Regions from separate parts of the Homo sapiens genome. Here region 2 is linked to region 1. The links are chromatin loops, found by intact Hi-C in ENCODE. Cell type or tissue: mucosa of descending colon. All regions are shown on one strand. Each heading gives the region's core, and the rest is flanking DNA. Links, peaks and the distances in the headings are about the cores only.

The links. A loop is a pair of places that touch in the nucleus more often than their neighbours do. Peaks named below come from ENCODE experiments on the same cell type or tissue, not always from the same donor. Only the 100,000 strongest peaks of a DNase experiment are listed, where the experiment ranks them.
Region 2: a loop joins it to region 1, with 2.4 times the contacts of the local background. A loop is called at or near these places in 2 of 110 quality-filtered maps.

Annotation. Positions count from the first base shown.
Region 1 is chr2:42,482,254-42,486,654 of GRCh38, reverse strand. All of the region lies in intron 1 of KCNG3 (potassium voltage-gated channel modifier subfamily G member 3), which reads left to right. Among named protein-coding and RNA genes, the nearest start is that of KCNG3, 9.5 kb to the left of the region's middle. In mucosa of descending colon, for the core only: no CTCF peak of the experiment used is centred there; no DNase peak of the experiment used is centred there.
Region 2 is chr2:42,377,505-42,381,905 of GRCh38, reverse strand. No RefSeq gene overlaps it. Among named protein-coding and RNA genes, the nearest start is that of COX7A2L, 18 kb to the right of the region's middle. In mucosa of descending colon, for the core only: no CTCF peak of the experiment used is centred there; a DNase peak (open chromatin) is centred at 1,700.

The sequences.
Region 1 (4,401 bases), core at 131-4,130:
GCTAATGCAAAGATGCCACTGAGATGGCAATGGGCTGGGCTTGTCTACAGGACAGAAGGAAGGCCCATGTGGGCTATAGTTTTGTCCAAGGGTAGATGAGGTTGGAGGGCAATGGGACCTATCAGGCAGGGCCTGTGTGCCATGGGAAGGAGTTTGGATTTTCTTCCAAATGTGACAGGGAGGTCTTTGGAAGGTTTTAAGCAGATGAAAGCTATGATATGTGTTTTAAAAACACCACTGGGTAGAGAATGAAGGGAGGGTCAACAGCAGATGTGGAGAGACCTGGCAGCTGAGAGCATATGGACCTTGATCTTAGGGAATAGCAGTGGAGACGGTGAGACGTGACTGGATTCAGGTGAATTATGTGGGTGTTATTATGTCATTAATGACAGCTCACCTACCAGGACTAGGAGAGTGTATGAGATATTTATTGTGTGAAGCTGTGCTAGGGCCCACAGGCACTGGGGACCCTCTCGCTTGACTACTTTGGCTCACACACAGTAAGCCTGAATCCAGTTCTTTTTCTACAGGATCTGCTTCCCATTTGGGGATATTGTGGGGAGCAGACTCTGGAAGAGGGATCTCCAGCATGTTGGTGGGAGAAGGATCATAGATGTCTTTCCTTACTTTACAACTGAGTTTAGTCCTCATTGAGAGGACTGTCTCACCTGTTAAAGATAATAGTGAGCACATTCACAATCTCCCTTGATAAACAGTTCTAGTAATGAATTAATCTTAGAATGGTGATGTTCTTAATGTTTTATCTGATTATTAAGATAAACTAGATTTTTCAGGCAGTTTGCCTTCTAGTAACATCTGAGTATTATTCTGACACTTCCAAGGAGATTAATGTTCTGTTTCTCATTTTAACATATAGACAAGTTGTTTTTTAAAATGACTAAGCATTTGCCGGGCACGGTGGCTCATGCCTGTAATCCCAGCACTTTGGGAGGCCGAGGCGGGTGGATCACGAGGTCAGGAGATCGAGACCATCCTGGCTAACACGGTGAGACCCCGTCTCTGCTAAAAATACAAAAACAAAATTAGCTAGGCATGGTGGCGGGCGCCTGTAGTCCGAGCTACTCGGGAGGCTGAGGTGGGAGAATGGCGTGAACCCAGGAGGCAGAGCTTGCGGTGAGCCGAGATAACACTACTGCACTCCAGCCTGGGTGACAGAGTGAGACTCCGTCTTAAAAAAAAAAAAATGCTCTTTGCTGGCAGCATTTGAGAAGTTGTGACTTCTGAAAGGTCAGACATAAAGTAGTGTCCCCTTTTGTTTTTTGGTCCCTTTTGCCTATAGACTTTGTCCCCTTAGTCAATCTCAGCTTAAGTGTTCTTGTTTGAGTTTTAAATCTCTTTAGCAGGCAAAGTCTTGCTATAATTTTGATCTGCTCTTTAGAAATTTTTTTCTAAAAGTTGCTTCATGTTGGAATTTTGATCTTTAATTGGTATTGCTTTGTGTTGTGGTGGTGAGAATTTGAGATTTTTAAAATGTTAAAATTTCTTGTGTTATTTTAATCCTCAATTAAAAAAATTAAATGATCAAAATGAAACACCAGGTGATGGAAATTTAAATTTCAATTATATTATTTCGATTGCCTTTCAGTTCAATACTGCATAAATCCAATAGGTTTTAAGTACTTTAAAAATAAAAAGCAGTATTTGAAACTGAAGATGAAAGTCTTAGTGCTTTTACTGTGCAGATAAGGTGGATATTTTCAGAAGTCAGTAATTACTAGATCTCTGATAGGATTGTACATAACCCAGAACCTCAGTTAAATTCTGTTCTTTCACAGTAGACTGTTTCTTTTAATGTGTACAGGCTGCTGCCAATTTTAGAATTCAGTGGAAACTTTCTTTTGTCAATGCCCTTTCTGTAACCAGAGTGCTTCTTTTTTCCCTACCTTTTGGTAAGCAAGTTATTTTCAACATTATTCTTTTTATATTTGTAAAATTAGAACTTTCTTCATCGGAAAAAAAGTGTTAAAATGTGAAAAGTTAACTTGCCCTATCTCTTCAATCCCACCACCCAGTTTCTGGGTATTCTTCGAGAAACTTTCCATGCACATATGAACATATATACACATGTGCGTGTACACACACACACAAACACATACATGCAAGTGTATACAATTACATATATATACACACATACAGATTTTCTCTTTTATTATTTATTTATTTATTTTTTCTTCAGACGGAGTCTCGCTCTGTTGCCAGGCTGGAGTGCAGTGGCACGATCTCGGCTCACTGCAATCTCCGCCTCCCTGGTTCAAGCAATTCTCCTGCCTCAGCCCCCCGAGTAGCTGGGACTACAGGTGTGCACCACCATGTCCAGCTAATTTTTGTATTTTTAATAGAGATGGAGTTTCACCATGTTGGCCAGGCTGGTCTCGAACTCCTGACCTCAGGTGATCCACCCTCCTCGGCCTCCCAAAATGCTAGGATTACAGGTGTGAGCCACAGCACCCGGTCAGATTTTCTCTTTTAAATACATAATTGGGATTGTTCTATGATCTTGTTCAGCAATTGGCCTTTTTTACTTAATGATACATTTTGAAACTCTTTTCATGCCAGGAGCAGGGGCTTAGGCCTGTAGTCCTAGCACTTTAGGAGGCCTGAGGCGAGAGGATCGCTTGAGCTCAGGAGTTCGAGACCAGCCTGGGCAACATGGCGAAATCCCGTCTCTACAAAATTTAGCCGGGTGTGGTGACGTGCTCCTGTAATCCCAGGTACTCAGGAGTCTGAGGTAGGAGGATCACTTGAACCTAGAAGTTAGAGGCTGCAATGAGCCGTGATTGTGGCACTGCACTCCAGCTTGGGTGACAGAGCAAGACCCTGTCTCGAAAAGAAAGAAAGAAAAGAAACTCTTTTCATATTAGTTCTTATAAATCTCCCCCATTCTTTAAATATTTGTATAGCATTCCACTGCATGGATGTGCCATAATTCATTTAATAAATGTCTCATCTGATGATAATAGTAATGATTGTAACAGTTAATATTTATTGAATACTGACATGTGTTTTGTCGTCTAAGTCTCATTACAGTCCTATGAAGTAGTGCTGTTACCCAGTTTTATGCCTGAGATTTAGGTACTTTATCCAATATGTCCAGACTCACACAGTGGGTCAGTGGCGCCCTGGGCTCTGATTCCCATGCTCCCACTCTACTCTGCTGAGAAATGCTTAGTTTGATACTAGTTTTTCAAAAGTGCAAACAGTGGCACAGAACACGATCATTTCCACATATCCTTGCAAATTGGTGTGAGTATATATTTAGGCTAAATTCCAAAGTGGAAAATAGCTGAGTTAAAAGGATTGTGCTTTAAACATTTTTTGATAGATACTGCTAAATTTCCGTCTAAAATATGCAAGTCAGAACTATTCTTTATTGATGATAACCATCATCATATGCAGTTAGTAATGAATAGGATCCTATATTAATAACACATTTAATAGCACATTTAATAGCAAACATCTGGAAACAACGTAATTAAAAAAATAGAACAGCTGTTTTTTTATTTTTATTTTTTTGAGACAGGGTCTTGATCTGTCACCCAGGCTGGATTGCAGTGGTACAGTCTCCTTTCACTGCAACCTCTGCCTCCCTGGCTCTGGCGATCCTCCCACTGTAGCCTCCCAAGTAGCTGGGACTACAGGCACACACCACCGTGCCTGGCTAATTTTTATATTTTTTGTAGAGATGGGATCTTGCTATATTGTCCGGGCTGGTCTTGAACTCCTGGACTTGAGTGATCCATGTATCTCGGTCTCCCAAAGTGTTGGGATTATAGGCATGAGCCACTGTGCCTGGCCTAGAATAGCTTTATTGAGATATAATTCACATACCATAAAATGCAGTGGTTTTTGGGATATTTACAAGATTGTGCAACCGTCACCATCTAGAGTGTTTTTGTTTTTGTTTTGAGGTGGAGTCTTGCTCTGTTTGCCAGGCTGGAGTGCAGTGGTGCAATCTCAGCTCACTGCAACCTCAGCCTCCCGGGTTCAAGCGATTCTTGTGCCTCAGCCCCCTGAGTAGCTGGGATTACAGGGGTGTGCCACCATGCCCAGGCCCGGCTAATTTTTGTATTTTTAGTAGAGACGGAGTTTCACCGTGTTGGCTAGGCTGGTCTTGAACTCCTGACCTTGTGATCCACCCACCTTGGCCTCCCAAAGTGCTGGGATTACAGGTGTGAGCCACTGCGTCTGGCCTACTGCCTGGCTAATTTTTAAATTTTTTGTAGAGACAGAGTCTCTCTGTGTTTCCATTCTGGTCTTGAACTTCTGGCCTCAAGCAATTCTCCTGCCTTGGCCTCCCAAAGTGTTGGGATTATAGGCATGAGCCACTATGCCCGATCTGTAGGTTATATTTTTAAAAATCAATTGCAAGTTGGTTTTATG
Region 2 (4,401 bases), core at 102-4,101, 100 kb after region 1:
CCACAGTGAAGCCTGGCAGCCCGCTTGAGCTCTTCACACTCAGAAAGGTCTTGTCACCTATGATAGCTTTCTATGGCCCTTTTTCCCTTCATGATCCCAACTCAAAGACCAAAGAATGAACGCAGATATGGTATACACATGGTCTGTAAACAGCCAAAGAACACAAAATTCATTGAAACAAGAACATAAAGGGAAACAAAAGTTCATCCTAACAGAATGAACTTGATGAATTTATAATGACTGGGATTTATATTCTTTTGAGAGGAAACCATTAATGATCAGAGATGGACCCTGATGTACTGTGACTGGAAACTGATAACTGGTTAAAGATCATGACAAGCAGGCAGGCGCGGTGGCTTACGCCTGTAATTCCGGCACTTTGGGAGGCCAAGGCGGTCAGATTACCTGAGGTCAGGAGTTCAAGACCAGCCTGGCCAACATGGTGAAACTCTGTCTCTACTAAAAATACAAAAATTAGCCGGGTGTGGTGACACACGCCTGTAAACTCAGCAACTTAGGAGGCTGAGGCAGGAGAGTTGCTTGAGCCCGGGAGACAGAGGTTGCAGGGAGCTGAGATCATGCCACTACACTCCAACCTGGCCGACAGAGCGAGACTCTGTCTCAAAAAGAAAAGAAAAGAAAAAAAGACCATGACAAGGAAAGGGGTGGGGAAAGAGGATAATTTTAGTGAACCCAAATCAGAAATGCCAACGGGTGTTTTCTGTACATGTATCAGATTAGGAGAGTCAAAGGTGGCAGCTGTCTTGGAGGTTGAAAAGCAATCTTTCTTGAGAAGCCTAGCCACAGCATTGGACTTTGAATGGTGAGGCATGAATATTTCCTACAATTACCTATATATATATATTTTTACAAAATGGAAGTATTCTTAATTGCAAAATTTAAAAATGTTACAAAATAAAGTTAAGGTATACATCATTGCATTTCACCTCCTAGTAATAACCATGTTGAGCAGATAATGTTGGTGTCCCACTATATCCCCCTGGCTCCCCACTCCAGTCACCTGTAAACAGGTCTGCTCCCTCACTGAGCTACCTGGGATACTCTCTCAAAATGCCTACACCCAGATCCTTGCCTCGGGGTGTGCTACTTTCATAACCACCTCCTAAATGTACCGTGTCTGCACCTAGGACCCAGGGAGGGGTCACAGTTTGGGGTGCTCATCTCCTTCTGCCTCATTCTTTTCTCTCCTACCTGAGCCTCTCTGATCACGGTGTTCCATTTGCTGCTCAGCTCTCTGGTCCTGACCCCATCTCTCTTCCCAAGTCCACATTCCCACCCAATACACTCTCTCTTGTTCACTTCCATAATATAAATACATGGTTAGAGGTACACCCTAATCTGCAATTTAATATTAATTCAATCATCATTGGCTCAGGTGCCTACTGTGTGCCAAGCACAGGGCAGCCTGGGATAAATGAGTCAGGAGACAGAGACAGAGGGATGTAAAATAGTCACAATAGAATATGCCAAGTGCTATTATGCAGATAGAGGAAGAAAGTTGGTTTTGGAGTTTAGAACTCAGAATGTTTTTTGCAGTAGAAGCAATATAATGTGTGAAGGTTACCAGGCAGGTGTAGTAGGCTGAATAATGGTCCCCTAAAAATGTCTGTGTCCTAATCTTCAGAACCTGTGAATAGACTTTACATGGTAAAAGGGACTTCGGACTGGGCGTGGTGGCTCACGCCTGTAATTCCAGCACTTTGGGAAGCAGAGGTGGGCGGGTAACTTGAAGTCAGAAGTTTGAGACCAGCCTGGCCAACATGGTGAAATCCCATCTCTACTAAAATACAAAAATTAGCCAGGCGTGGTGGTGCGCACTTGTAATCCCAGCTACTCGGAAGGCTGAGGCAGGAGAATGGCTTGAACCCAGGAGGTGGAGGTTGCAGTGAGCCGAGATCGTGCCACTGCACTCCAGCCTGGGTGACAAAGCGAGACTACATCTCAAAAAAATAAAATAAAATAAAATAAAATAAAAATAAAAAGGGACTTTGCAGGTGCAATTAAGGATCATGAGATGGGGACAGTCTCCTGGATTATCTGGGTGGGCTCAGTGTAATCACAGGGGCCCTCATGAGAGGGAGGCAGAAATGTCAGAGTCAGAGAGGGATAGAGAGAGATCTGAAGATGCAACACTGCTAGTTTTGAAGATCGAAGAAGGAGCCATAAGCCAAGGAATAAAGGCATCCTCTAAAATCTGGAAAAGACAAGGAAACAGATTCTCCCTTGGAGCCTCCAGAAAGAACTAGCCATGGCTTCATGTTGACTTTAGTTCAGTGCGACTGATTTGGGACTTCTGGCCTCCAGAACTGTAAGAGAGTAAGTCTGTACTGTTTCAAGTCGCTATATTTGGGTAATCTGTTACAGCAGCAATAGAGAACTAATACAGCAGATTAATAAAAAACCTAAAGTAGCTGGTAACTAGGGCTACCAGATAAAATACAGCACACCCACTTAAATTTGAATTCAGATAATGAATAGTTTTAAAATAATTTCTTTAGTATAAGTATATCCCATCTAATATTGCTATCCTTGTTTAACTGATTTCAATTTCTTATTTTTTTAGAGATGAGTGGGGAGGAGGTCTCACTATGTTGCCCCAGTTCAAGCAATCCCCCCACCTCAGCCTCCCAAGTAGCTGGGACTACAGGGTGTGTCACTATGCCTGACTCTGAACTTCAAATTTAACAGAGTATCCTGTATTACTGTTTGCTAAGCCTGGCAACTCTACCATAGGTGACTTGAGCAGTGGTCCCATCAAGGGTAGGCGTGAGTCTCTAGGCCTCCTGAGACCCTCCCTCAGGTTCCCAGTGTCTTGGAAAACTAAGCCTCTCTGATCTCTACTACCTGAGGTATCCCTGCCCCTTTTTTCTCTTTTTTTTGAGATGGAGTTTCACTCAGTCATCAGGTTGGAGTGCAGTGGTGCGATCTCAGCTCACTGCAACCTCTGCCTCCCGGGTTCAAGTGATTCTCCTGCCTCAGCCTCCTGAGTAGCTGGGACTACAGGTGCACACCACCACACCCAGCTAATTTTCGTATTTTTAGTGGAGATGGGGTTTCACCATGTTGGTCAGGATGGTCTCGATCTCTTGACTTCGTGATCCGCCCGCCTTGGCCTCCCAGAGTGCTGGGATTACAGGCGTGAGCCACTGCGCCTGGCCGCATCCCTGCCCTTTAAAGTCCAGTCACAGTGTGGCCTTGAAGGTGAAGGAGAGGGGATCTGGACAGTGAGGCAGGCCCCCTGGGGGTGCAGCTGTGGCTAATAGGGGTCTATTCTGGGTCAGTCTGGGGCACAGGCCTGTATGATGAGGCTCTGCAGAGCACTGTAATGAGATTGGCGTATTGGCCAAATACATAATACATCGTGGGGAAGCCAGCAACACTCTCAGGAGAAGTTGCCATAATCATTTTAGTGATTCCAGAAATGCAAATTAAAACAACAATAAAATATGACTTTTTTGCTTATCAGATTAGCTAAAATTTAAAAGATAATAATGGCAGCTGACTTTGTGAGGTGAGTACTACATCCTGGGCACTGTGGTAACATCTTTGAGATGTGGATCCTTCTATGTCCTACTCACAGCAACTTTTGCTGTAGGTTCTGGCCTCCTCATTACTGACTGGGAAATAAGGCTTAGGCTAAGCTGATGGCATAGACACGGGGATGGTACTGGGGACTGGGACTCCTCACTGCAGCCTACAGCCTGCCCACATAGCCTAAGGGGGGCTGGGAAAATGGCTGTAGCCTTTTTGGAGGATAACTTGACAGTATCTAATAAAATTCAAAATTTAAATGCATATCTTTACCAACCCAGCAATCTCACTTCTAGTATGAGAATGTAAAGGCATATGTGCAAAGGCATATGTATACACACACACACACACACACACATTTTTTTAGAGATAGTGTCTCAGTTGGTTGTCCAGGCTGGAGTTCAGTGGTGCTATCATAGCTCACTGCATCCTTGAACTCCTGAGCTCAAGCAGTTCTCCTGTCTCAGCCTCCTCAGTAGCTAGGATTACAGGTGCTCACCATGCCCAGCTAACTTAAAACAAATCTGTAGAGATGAAGTCTCACTATGTTGCCCAGGCTGATCTCAAACTCCTGGTCTCAAGCGATCCCCCTGCCTTAGCCTCCCAAAGCACTGCGATTACAGGCATGAGCCACCATGCCTGGCCCAAAGGTATTTATTATAACACTGGTTATAGTGATGGAGTGGAAAACAATTGTTGATAAGTAGGAACCTGTTTAAAATAAATTATGTCACATACAAATGGGATATATTGATAAGGCGAGTGTGCTCATGCACATGTGCATTAGAGTGTGTGTGTGTGTGTGTAAAGAGAGCAAGACCTTGATGACATACAAATATCATTGAGAAA